Regions from separate parts of the Homo sapiens genome. Here region 1 is linked to region 2. A link is a contact called in ENCODE Hi-C data. All regions are on one chromosome and are shown on one strand. The core of a region is the stretch at or near the end of the contact, and the rest is flanking DNA. Distances in the headings are between cores, read along the strand shown.

The links. Hi-C counts contacts between places; a loop is a spot of excess contacts on that map. Pooled maps may share reads with other maps.
Region 1: a pooled map shows a loop between it and region 2 (5-fold over the local background). The contact joins two enhancer-like sites. A Hi-C loop is called at or near these places in 2 of 50 pooled maps.

The regions. Positions count from the first base shown.
Region 1 is chr12:1,420,329-1,425,892 of GRCh38, reverse strand. All of the region lies in intron 17 of ERC1 (ELKS/RAB6-interacting/CAST family member 1), which reads right to left. Among named protein-coding and RNA genes, the nearest start is that of LINC00942, 77 kb to the left of the region's middle. RefSeq lists an enhancer at 2,647-2,696. Within about 2 kb of position 2,877, at least 2 of the 41 ENCODE cell types and tissues checked have a DNase peak (open chromatin) inside an H3K27ac peak, as active enhancers do.
Region 2 is chr12:673,326-679,225 of GRCh38, reverse strand. It overlaps LINC02455 (long intergenic non-protein coding RNA 2455), which reads left to right. Exons shown (of 4, transcript NR_187480.1): 4 at 4,207-5,900. Among named protein-coding and RNA genes, the nearest start is that of NINJ2, 13 kb to the right of the region's middle. RefSeq lists an enhancer at 5,660-5,759. Within about 2 kb of position 4,650, at least 10 of the 41 ENCODE cell types and tissues checked have a DNase peak (open chromatin) inside an H3K27ac peak, as active enhancers do.

The DNA.
Region 1 (5,564 bases), core at 1,628-4,127, 750 kb before region 2:
AAGAGGTTAATGGATTACTTTGAAGTCTCTGACCCTGATTCAATGCTTTTTCTATTACTTTAAGTAGGTGTCTACATTTTTCTTGGATAATTCATGTTACGCAGAAAAACAGACATATCTGAACCTTGAGGAATTTAATAGCTCTGTGCATTAGGGCCAGAAAAATGATAGTTGATCCTAATACTAAGTCTGTCAGAAAAAAAGTAAGTTTGGCCATTAAAAGGATGTGCTGAAAGCTCTAAGTGACGTAAACAGATCAACATTGTCTCACAGTCATTCTGTGAAGCCGAAAACACACTGAGGAGAAATGACTGCGTGAGACCTTTGTTCACAGGGGAATGATGATTACTGTAACCAGTTCCTCCTCTGTTCCAGTCCTTGCTATGAGGAAAGGCTGCACAGGTACAGACAACTGGCATGTCTTAGGACAGTCAGAGATTCAGGAATTTGGGCTGGTGAGAATGCTGGTACTTAAGTTTGTTTCTCTGCTCTGTTTGTCAAGAGCTTCTACAAGTCTGTGGGGAAGGGGAAGAAAGCAGAATGCAGAAGAGGTCACCATCCACTCTAACAGGAAAATATTCCTGTCCCCACAAGAGATGTGGCTATGCCATCACACTAAAAAGTGCTCTCACTGCCAACTACCAAGCACAATCCAGCATAAGTGCCTACTAAAATTATGTATGTGCTTTATGTTCCAGGAAGCAGATAGTTTTGTTTACACAACAGAAACACAAATTTAAAGGAAATAATACTCCTGGCAGCAAAGAATTCTAACCCTGTTCTACTCTAAGCAGTAGCATGCTATTCCAACCCCTACTCCCCACAAAAAATTAACAGGCAACTGAACAATAAGAAAAGAAAAAAAAAGGTTCTTAGGTTTTAAGGATTTAAGAAAAAGCTTCTTGAGGTCTCAAGCCACTCTGACATCTCCCTGGCTATGCGTTAGTGAGCTATTATCGACCTGTGGAGTAGAGACAGATTATCTATCTATCTATCTATCTATCTATCTATCTATCTATCTATCTATCGATCTATCTATCTATCTATCATCTATCTATCTATCTATCTATCTATCTATCTATCTATCTATCTATCTATCATCTCAAGCTCTTCTCAAGACACACTTTCAGCAGACGGCTGGGTAGAGAGAATCACAGGCAATTACTTCAGTGTTTATTTCTTTTTCAAAGGTCAAAACCATTTTTAGTTTGTTTACTTCTAGGGATGAAGAAACAAGAGGAAAAGGGAGGATGACAGTGAGCTTCCTAAGGCTGCCTGGGTCTCTCCTGTCTTCCTGGTTAAGACACCACTGCCTTGAGGATCTTTAGAATTAAGAAAAACTACTCTTTTTTGCTTTTTTCCCAATGGTTCTTTTAGAGACATAAGAGACTACTCTTTTTAAATCGTGATATGAAGAAACCACTTTGTTTTAAACAGCTAAAGAACAGAATAGAATTGTACTTGTGTTGGTATACAGAGAATGAGCTTTGGTTCAAGCAAATATCAGGAAAGCAGTAAAACTGTAGCCAAAGGTCATAAGGTGTCGTATTTATGAAGCTGTCCTTCCTGACCTGCTCTAATTCTTCTATTACCCCTCTATTGAAAACACCTGACATTGTATGTTCAATCATTAGTTTTTTCTCTAAAGATTTAAGGTAGATTGCCTACTCATTCATTATGTCATTATGAGCTGCTTCTTCCTTCAATATTAGTTATTAGAAGGCTAGGACCAACGCTCAGTCAACCTTGGAGGTAACTAACTTCCTGAAGTGAGTACTATTTTATCCACAGCATCTCATCCACACTGAGACTTAGAAAATAGATTATTAAAAAAGAAACATACACACACACACACACGTACATACACACACGAAACCATATTATCTGGCAATCTGCCACCCAGAAAATACTAAAATTCAATATTCAACAAGTATTCATTGAATACCTATTACTTGTTTAACAATATTTACATCTACCTTTACTGTTACTTTGTAGTGCCCCTTGCTGATTTAAGACAGATAAAGTAGATTTCAAGACAAATGATATTTCTGAAAATCAAAAGGGATGTTTCACAGTGGTAAGAAGGCCAGTTTATCAGGAGTATATAACAATCATAAATGAGTCTGCAAACACAGCCAGAGCTTCAAAATACAATGTAAAACCTGAAATAATTCAAAGGACAAGCAGAAAAATCTCCGATTTTTGTTGGAGATTTGAATGCTTCTTTCTCTGCAATTAACAGACCTCTCCCTCTACAAAAATTCAGTGAAGACAGGGAGGATCTGACAGACTCTATCAACCACCTGACCCAGTTGATACTTACAGAACACTGTATGTGACAATTAAAGAATACCATTCCTTTAAGAGCACAAGTTATGTTCACTAAGATGGATCATGTTTTGGGCCATAAAACAACAGTCTCAAAAATGTAAAATAATTAAGACAATACAATGTATGGTTTGTGATCACAGTGAGATTAAACAGCTGTTAAAAGATAAACAAAGGCACGTTAAAATTTTAAAGAGTTTATTTGAGCAGACAACAATTCGTTAATCAGGCAGCCTTAGGCCATAAGTGGTGGGGGGTTCTGATGAAGAGACTGGTAGAAGACTTTTGTAAGGTGAAAGCAGAAGCAAGGTAAAGAAAATCTCTTATTGGTTAAAGTGGGGCAGTAATGTTTTTTGGATCATTCCAGTGGAAAGTCCCTGGTTAGAGGTTGGCCAGGCAGTTCCTGATCGGTTAAACTTGAGTATTGGAAAGCCCCTAGGTAGGGGGTTAGTTGGTGGTTTCTGATTGGCCTAGAATATGACTGTTTACAAAGAGTTGGGTTTCAGTTTGTTTATGTAGGAACTCAGGGCATTGGAGCTGCCTTAGCCTAACGGCCTCCCAACCAAAATTACGCTGAGTTTGAAATAGGTACATGAAAAAATGCTGAGCATCACTAATCATTTGCATGCAAATGCAAACCATGAGATACCATCACACACCAATCAAAATCGCTATTATTTAAAAACCCCAAAAAACAAAAAATAACAAATGCTGGAGAGGATGTGGAGAAAAGGGAACTCTTACACAGTGTTTGTGGCAATGTAAATTAGAACAGCCATTACAGAAAACAGCATGGAGGGTTTTCAGCAAACTAAAATAGAACTATCATACAATCCAGCTATGATACCACTAGGTATATATCCAAAGGAAAGGAAATCAGTAATCAAAGAGATCACTGTACTCCCATGTTTAGTGCAGCACTATTTACAACTGCCAAGATATGGAACTAACCTAAGTATCCATCAACAGACGAATGGATAAATGTGGCAAATATCTATACAATGCAATGCTATTTAGTGATTAAAAAAAAAAAGAATGAAATTCTGTCATTTTAGCAACACAGATGAGCTGGGAGGACAATATGTTAAGTGAAAAAGTCAGGCACAGAGAGATAAATACCATACTTTCTCATTCATGTATGGAAGCTTAAAAGGTTGATCTCATACAAACAGAGAGTAGAATAGTGATTACTAGAGGCCAGGAAGGGTAGGGGGAAGGGGAAAGCCAGGGGTGGGTTAATGAATATAAAATTGCTTTTGCAAGAATTATAAAAGTGAGAAAAATCTAACCTGACTCCATCTTGCTTCTAACGTCACAAGCTCACTCCCCTGCTCATTCCTGGGCATAGGCCAAGCTAACTATGGGAGGAATTTAGCTTATAGTTTAACTTTGAAGCAAAAATGATAATAGTCCCTCTGCAAGCTGACCCCCACGGGGGACTGAAACCATCTCTGTAAGACAAATGAAAGGCCACAAGGTTAGGATTATGGGAAAAGACTGAATTCTGCTAAGATGTAGGTGTAGTTAAATGATAACCAGCCATTGTTCCCTAGCTTATTTTGCCAGGCTGGAGTGCAATGGCATGATCTCGGCTTACTACAACCTCTGCCTCCCTGGTTCAAGCAATTCTCCTGCCTCAGCTTCCCAAGTAGCTGGGACTACAGGCACGCACCACCATACCCAGCTAATTTTTTTTTTTTTTTGTATTTTTAGTAGAGATGGGGTTTCACCATGTTGGCCAGGATGGTCTCGATCTCCTGACCTCATGATCCACCTGCCTCAGCCTCCCAAAGTGTTGGGATTACAGGCGTGAGCCACTGTGCGCAGCCCGTTCCCTAGCTTACTTTTCTAAAATTGCTTACTCATCAAGAGTCATGTAGCTGGAGGTTACAAAATTTGTAACTTCCCCAATTACTCCTATAGATAACATCACTGTTGTAAAACCTAAGATTGGTCTTTAAGATATTTTTCAGACTTTTGCATTCTGGCAACCAACTGACTCCACTCGGACCTGTTACTCATACCAAGGAACTGACTCAACCGGTCTTGTGACCCCCACCTAGAAACTGATTTAGTGTATGAAGATAGCTTTTGACACCTCTATGATCGCAACCCCAACCAATCAGCAGTACCCGTTCCTTAGCCCTCAGCCTGCTAAATTATCCTGGAAGACCCTAGCCTCTGAGTTCTTGGGGAGGAAGATTTGAGAAATATCTCTCGTCCTCTGATCAGCTGCCTTGAGATAATTAAACCCTTTCTCTACTGCAATGCTGCTGTCTCAGTGTATTGGCTTTTCTGTGCAGTGGGTGAGAAGAATCCGCTGAGCGAGTAAAAGCACAGGTAGATGGGAGGAACAAGTTCTAATGTTCCATAGCACTATAAGGTGACTATAATTAACAACAATTTGTTATGTATTTTTCAATAGCTAGAAGAGTGAATATTAAATGTTCCCAACACAAAGAAATGATGTCTGAGGTGACAGATATGCTAATTACTGATTTGAGTATTATACATTATACACATTTATCAAAATATCACTGTACCCTATAAACATAAAATTATTAGATGTCAATTTAAAAATAATAATAAAGGAAAAGATTTAAATACAATAATAGAATGCTTTATAATTAACCCCCCCCCCCCCCAAACCAAAACCAAACAAACAAACAAAAATACTGGGCTTGGGGAAGTAAACCAATAAATGCACACCCTTGCACTCCACACACTGTTCTTCTCACAAAGAAATACACTCATTTTGTAAAGAGTTCCAGATAACTCTCCTGTAGGGTTTTGCTTAAAAGTTTAACCTCGGCCAGGCATGGTGGCTCATGCCTGTAATCCCAGCACTTTGGGGGGCCGAGGTGGGTGGATCATGAGGTCAAGAGATCAAGACCATCCTGGCTAACATGGTGAAGCCCCATCTCTACTAAAAATACAAAACATCAGCCAGGCGTGGTGGCAGGTGCCTGTAGTCCCAGCTACTCGGGAGGCTAAGGCAGGAGAACAGTGTGAACTCGGGAGGCAGAGCTTGTAGCGAGCCGAGATTGTGCCACTGCACTACAGCCTGGGTGACAGAGCGAGACTCCGTCTCAAAATAAATAAACAAATAAATAAATAAAATAAAAAAAAGTTTAACCTCACAAAGCAAAACAACTTTTTTTTTAAAGGAAAAATCTCATTTAATTGATGTTGGGAAATTATTTAAGTCAGTCCCTGGTTCAGAGTATTTTTCTGGA
Region 2 (5,900 bases), core at 3,401-5,900:
AAGTAGATGTTCATCTCAAGCAGTAAAGGGGGCGGGGAAAATTCCAAGGCAGAAAAGCATAAGGGTCTTTCCCACTTGCAAGCTTTTCAAAGTCAAGTCGAAAGTGTTAGAAAACTGAAGCTTTACGTGGAAAATGGGGGAGGACGTGGCCAGATGCTGTGATGGAAAAGCATAAAGAGGAAGAACTGCTGATGGAAGGAGAGGAACAGAATGGACGAGGAAGGAAGAGGGAGGCTTGGCCAAGGGCAAGGGTATCCTGGAATAGGAGGTGTGTATGCCTGGGGGAGCAAGGCAGCAAGGAACAGAGGAAAGAATACAGGGAGAGTCGATGTCCACGACTCACGTGGAAGCCGTGGCTCTGTCCTTTGCTAGTGTTTGGCCATGGGCTCTTGGCGCAGCCTGGTCTGTGAAATAAAGGGGTACGCAGGGTCGTCCTGTGACCCATGTGTGACGACATTATAGGAAAACATTTGGAGAACACAGAGGTTCTGTCCGCAGGTTACTTAGTCTTAATGAGAAAAGGGCTTGACCTCAGCCTCTTGAAGAAGGTACAAAAAGAGAGAGAGAAAAGGGCACCAGAGGAGTGCTAGTAAAGAGCAGAAAGAGAAAAAAACTCCCAGCTGGGGCACAGTGGGAAGAGTGCATGAGAGAACAGCGTCAGAGCCTCCAAACACAGGGGCCCACCCATCGCCATCCCTTCCTCATTCACTGTGAGTGACCTGGGGTTACGTGCCTGCTGGGCCTCAGGAGACAGATTTGGGGGGAACACCGGACAGGCACTGTATGTATCTAAAGTCTAATCATGTTTTTTTTTAATTTCTTTTTCTTTTTCTTTCTTTTTTTTTTTTTTTTTTTTTTTTGAGATGGAGTCTTGCTCTGTTGCCCAGGCTGGAGTGCAATAGCACGATCTCAGCTCACTGCAACCTCCGCCTCCCAGGTTCATGCTATTCTCCTGCCTCAGCCTCTCCAGTAGCTGGGATTACAGCATGCACCACCACATCTGGCTAATTTTTGTATTCTTAGTAGAGGCGGGGTTTCACCATGTTGGCCAGGCTGGTCTCAAACTCTTGACCTCATGATCCGCCTGCCTCGGCCTCCCAAAGTACTGGGATTACAGGCATGAGCCACCGCACCCGGCCCTCTTTTTCTTTTTCTTTTTCTTTCTTTTTTTTTTTTTTTGAAACAGAGTTTCACTTTTGTTGCCCAGGCTGGAGTGCAATGGCCTGATCTCAGCTCACCACAACCTCCGCCTCCTGGGTTCCAGTGATTCTCCCATCTCAACCTTCTGAGTAGCTGGAACTACAGGCATGCGCCACCACGCCTGGCTAATTTTTGTATTTTTAGTAGAGACAGGGTTTCTCCATGTTGGCCAGGCTGGTCTTAAACTCCCGACCTCAGGTGATCTGCCCGCCTCAGCCTCCCAAAGTGCTCCGAAAGTGCTGGGTGCTGTGAGCCGCCGTTCCCGGCCTTTTTTTTTTTTTTTTTAGAGATAAGGTCTGGCTCTGTCACCCAGAGTGCAGTGGCATAATCATAGCTCACTATAATTTACCACCATGCTCAGCTAATTATTTTTATTTGTTTTTTGTAGTGACGGGGTCTTGCTATGTTGCCCAGGCTGGTTTCAAACTCCTGGGCTCAAGTGATCCTTTTGCCTTGTTCTCCCAAAATGCTGGGATGACAGGCCTGAGCCACCATGCCCAGCCTGTTATTTCTTATTAAATCTCTTTGCACAACATTGGGAGAGCTTGCCAGCAAAGGGCAGCAAGTCATCTAGAAAGACGCATTTTGATAGGTGGAAACTTAACACCAAACGAAGAGGGATTTTTTTTCCTGCCCCAGTGGTCCTCACTTTCTGTGGCCTGAAGCTTGTGTCCCTTAGCTGCTTAAATTCCCCAAGACTCAGCTGACTTCAGGGGTAAATCACTACCTTGGTGCTCTCTCCCTCATACACCTTGAAAGCTGAGGATTGTGTTTTGGTTTTTTTCTCTCCCTAAAAGGTAGCTGTACTCTGTCTTCCTTTTAACCACAGTTCCCTAGAAAATAAGAACTGTGACAAACAAAAGGAGATGGGTACAAGAATAGGCCTTACTCCTCTTCTCCCCCAGTTCCTCAGCCCCAGATCCCAGGGACCCTAACCATGGTTGCAGTTTTCGTTGAGGAATTAAGGCCTACAAAGAAAATCTAATGCGCAGTAACCTAAGCTTGACTCTTGGCTTAGAAGTCCCAGCTTCAGGAAAAGCCTACCCATTAGGTTCTTTCCTCATTCTGTTGAGGTAGCTCTTATGAGCTCTATTTTACACACATGGCTCCTCAGACTTAGAGAGAGTAAGTCAGTTTCCCAAAGTCTGCAGTGGTGCATAGTAACATTTTTAATATTACCTTCAGTACTGGCTCTGTTTTACATATAACTCAGTGATTGCCAAGGAAGACGGGGCTGCACACCCCCATAAGGGTATTCGAGCGTGTGTGTGTGTGTGTGTGTGTGTGTGTAAGGAGGAGGTTGAAACTTATATTCCATATAATATTATTTATGCTTGAAAAAGGACCCATTGCTTTCATTTTACAATGAAACTTTTACTTTTGTGAAAAGTAAATTGGACAGAAATCTTGACTGTCGGGGATCTGCAAAGGTATCCTCTTTAATGTGGAGGATGTTCAGAGCAGGGAGAGTGAGATGTTTATATTCTATTTATCAGTCGGGGGCTGTGGGTTAAATACAGCAGCCTAGCCTTTGCCAAGTCTCCACTGACCACGTGCTCCTGCTTTGGATCATTGATGTTTTGTATTTAATCTAATCTTGCAATGAAATTCTTCTCAGAGCTTTGTCATTTAGACTTCACTCTTTCTCATAAATAGCCGCAGTTTTTCTCCTCTGTTTAATAACAGAGGAAGAAAAAACAATCGTGATATAAAATGAAAAAAAATGCAATATAAGATTTTATGTATAGTATAATCTCAACTTTATTAATAATTTTTAAATGAATTTATAAAAGTTAATATGAGGGCCGGGCGCACTGGCTCATGCCTGTAGTCCCAGCTACTCGGGAGGCTGAGGCAGGAGAATGGCGTGAACCTGGGAGGCGGAGCTTGCAGTGAGTCGAGATCGTGCCACTGCACTCCAGCCCGGGCAACAGAGCGAGACTCCGTTTCAAAAAAAAAAAAAAAAGTTAATATTAGAGGGAATGTGCTGCAATGTTAAAAGCACAGACCTGAAGCCAGAAAGACTCAGGTATGAATATTGTCTCTGCCCTGACTAGCTGTATGAACTTGGGCAAGCTACTTAAACTTTCTGATCCCCAGTTGTTTTATCTGCAAAAATGAGGAGGGGGAAGAATTGTATTTATATCAAAGAAGCTGAATTAAATTATAACTAATTAAATGAAATACTTGACACACAGAGAACCCTCAATAAATGATCTTATTATTCTGAGTAGGGAATACAAAGAGCCCACTTCATGGGCACGTGACCACGCAGTCAAACAGGACTCCAGAGTGGGTTCAATGCTCTGCTGTGGCCTTCTTGAAGTTCCTCATAATTTGGGAACAAGGGGCCTAGGTTTTCATTTTGCACTGGACTCCGCAAATTACACACACACGGCACACACACAGAAAAGATTAAAAAGCAATAAACCAATTACATCAATTTTTTCTATTTTCTATTTTTTATTTTTATTTTTATTTTTAGAGAGTCTTGCTCTGTCACTGTGGCTGGAGTGCAGTGGCGTGATCTTGGTTCACTGCAACCTCCACTTCCTGGGTTCAAGCGATTCTCCCGTCTCAGCCTCCCGAGTGGCTGGGACTACAGGCGCCCGCCATCACGCCTGGCTAATTTTTGTATTTTTAGTACAGGCAGGGTTTCACCATGTTGGCCAGGCTGGTCTCGAATTCCTGACCTCAAATGATCCACCCACCTCAGCCTCCCAAATTGCTGGGATTATAGGTGTGAGCCACCACGCCCGGCCTACATCAAATGTTTAATAGAAATAAATAAAAACAAAAAGCAGTAAACCGAAATGTAAACAATGTTTAATCTCTGGATGGTTTTCTTTTTCCTTTTTTGTTTTTCTGGGGCGGGGGTGGGGGGTTCACTCTGTCGCCCAGGCTGTAGTGCAGTGGCACAAGCTTGGCTCACTGCAACTCTGCCTCCCAAGTAGCTGGGACTAGGCATGTGCCACCACGTCTGGCTAATTTTTATATTTTTTGTAGAGACAGGATTGTGCCATGTTGCCCAGGCTGGTCTGGAACTCCTGGACTCAAGTGATCCACCCACCTCGAACCTCAACTTCCTAAAGTGCTGGGATTACAGGCGCGAACCACTGTGTCTGGCCTCCGGGTGGTTTTAAGTGGGAACTTTTATTTCTCACACATTCTTCTGTATATTCTATATTTTCTACAAGAAATATATATTACTTTTCTAATCAGGAAAAAAAATGAATATATGCATGTGCCTTTACAAAACTGTTCTCATTCTGCAGATGAGTGAAACCAAGGTAACAGATGGGAAGGAAATGACTCACGTAAGATCACACAGCAATCGATGTCACATTATGACAATGTTCAGGAAACTGCATTTCCATTTTTGCACCCCACTCTCTTGGGTCTGTGTTACCCACAGCTTTTCTAACAAGAATCTCGTTGGCATCTGACTTGATCTGGGGACCTAGCACTACACTATGCAGAAGGGGGCCCCCCCTCAGAAGCCCAGTATCAGTTAGTATGTGCTTATCTGCAGGGGCTCACTGCTGTGGGAGTTTCAGAAGTAGAAGCCACAGTCCCTGTTCTCAAAGGCTTACAGATGGGTACTCACAGTTGCACATGAAGCAGGGATGTCAGTGCTGTTGTGCAGACTCTGAATGCTGTAAGAATAGCAGGGGAAGGAACTGGTTGTCAGAGGAGAAACCAAGAACCGTTGGCACAAAATCTTTTTACCAGGGTTGTTCACAAAAGAAAAAATGCTGGAAGCTCTGCTCCTTTTAATTTCCCCCAGCTACCCTGTGTAGGCACCTGAAGGTCAACAGTATGAAGGAGAAGGGGGTAGAAATGCACAAAATAGTTCTCGTTTTGCATATTCCATAGTTCATAGTATGTATTGAAGGTCTTCTTTGACAAACCCCACTGAAGTTTCCTGATTTCACCTTCACCATGGCTAAAAGCAGCAGCTCGCCCCCACGCTTTGATTTTTCCCTCCTGTACTTTCTCTTCCCCTTCTGTTTCTCTTGGTGAGGGGTCCAAATTGGAAACTTTTTTGTCCCACAGCCCACCATAAGGGTTCATTCTGTGAACCTATGTCTATTGCATCCCAGCTTACCTAACAGCTCTTTCCCCAAGAACCAAACTTTAAGTTCCTCTCAGCAGCACAGTAAATCTTCAGAGGCTAATACATGTTTTTTTTTTCTTGAGATGGAGTTTTGCTCTTGTTGCCCAGGCTGGAGTGCAATGGCACAATCTCGGCTCACTGCAACCTCTGCCTCCTGGGTTCAAGCGATTCTCTCACCTCAGCCTCCTGAGTAGCTGGGATGACAGGCGCCCGCCACCATGCCCAGCTAATTTTTGTATTTTTAGTAGACACGGGGTTTCACCATGTTGGTCAGGCTGGTCTCAAACTCCTGATCTCAGGTGATCCACCCGCCTCGGCCTCCCAAAGTGCTGGGATTACAGGTGTGAGCCACCGTGCCCAGCCCACAGACTAATATCTTTAAGGAACTTCTAGAAATCATCTCTGGCCGAGTCATCCAGGTGCAAACGAGAGGTTCTGGGCTGAGATCAAAGAGAACAAGGGGAAGATTCAGCAGTTACACAGCTGGGCTCATAGTGAGGGGATTTGCATGAATATTAACATCAGCTCCATTTACTGGGTTCTTTTACCCTGTGCCAGGCAGGTAATTTGCTTGATATGCATG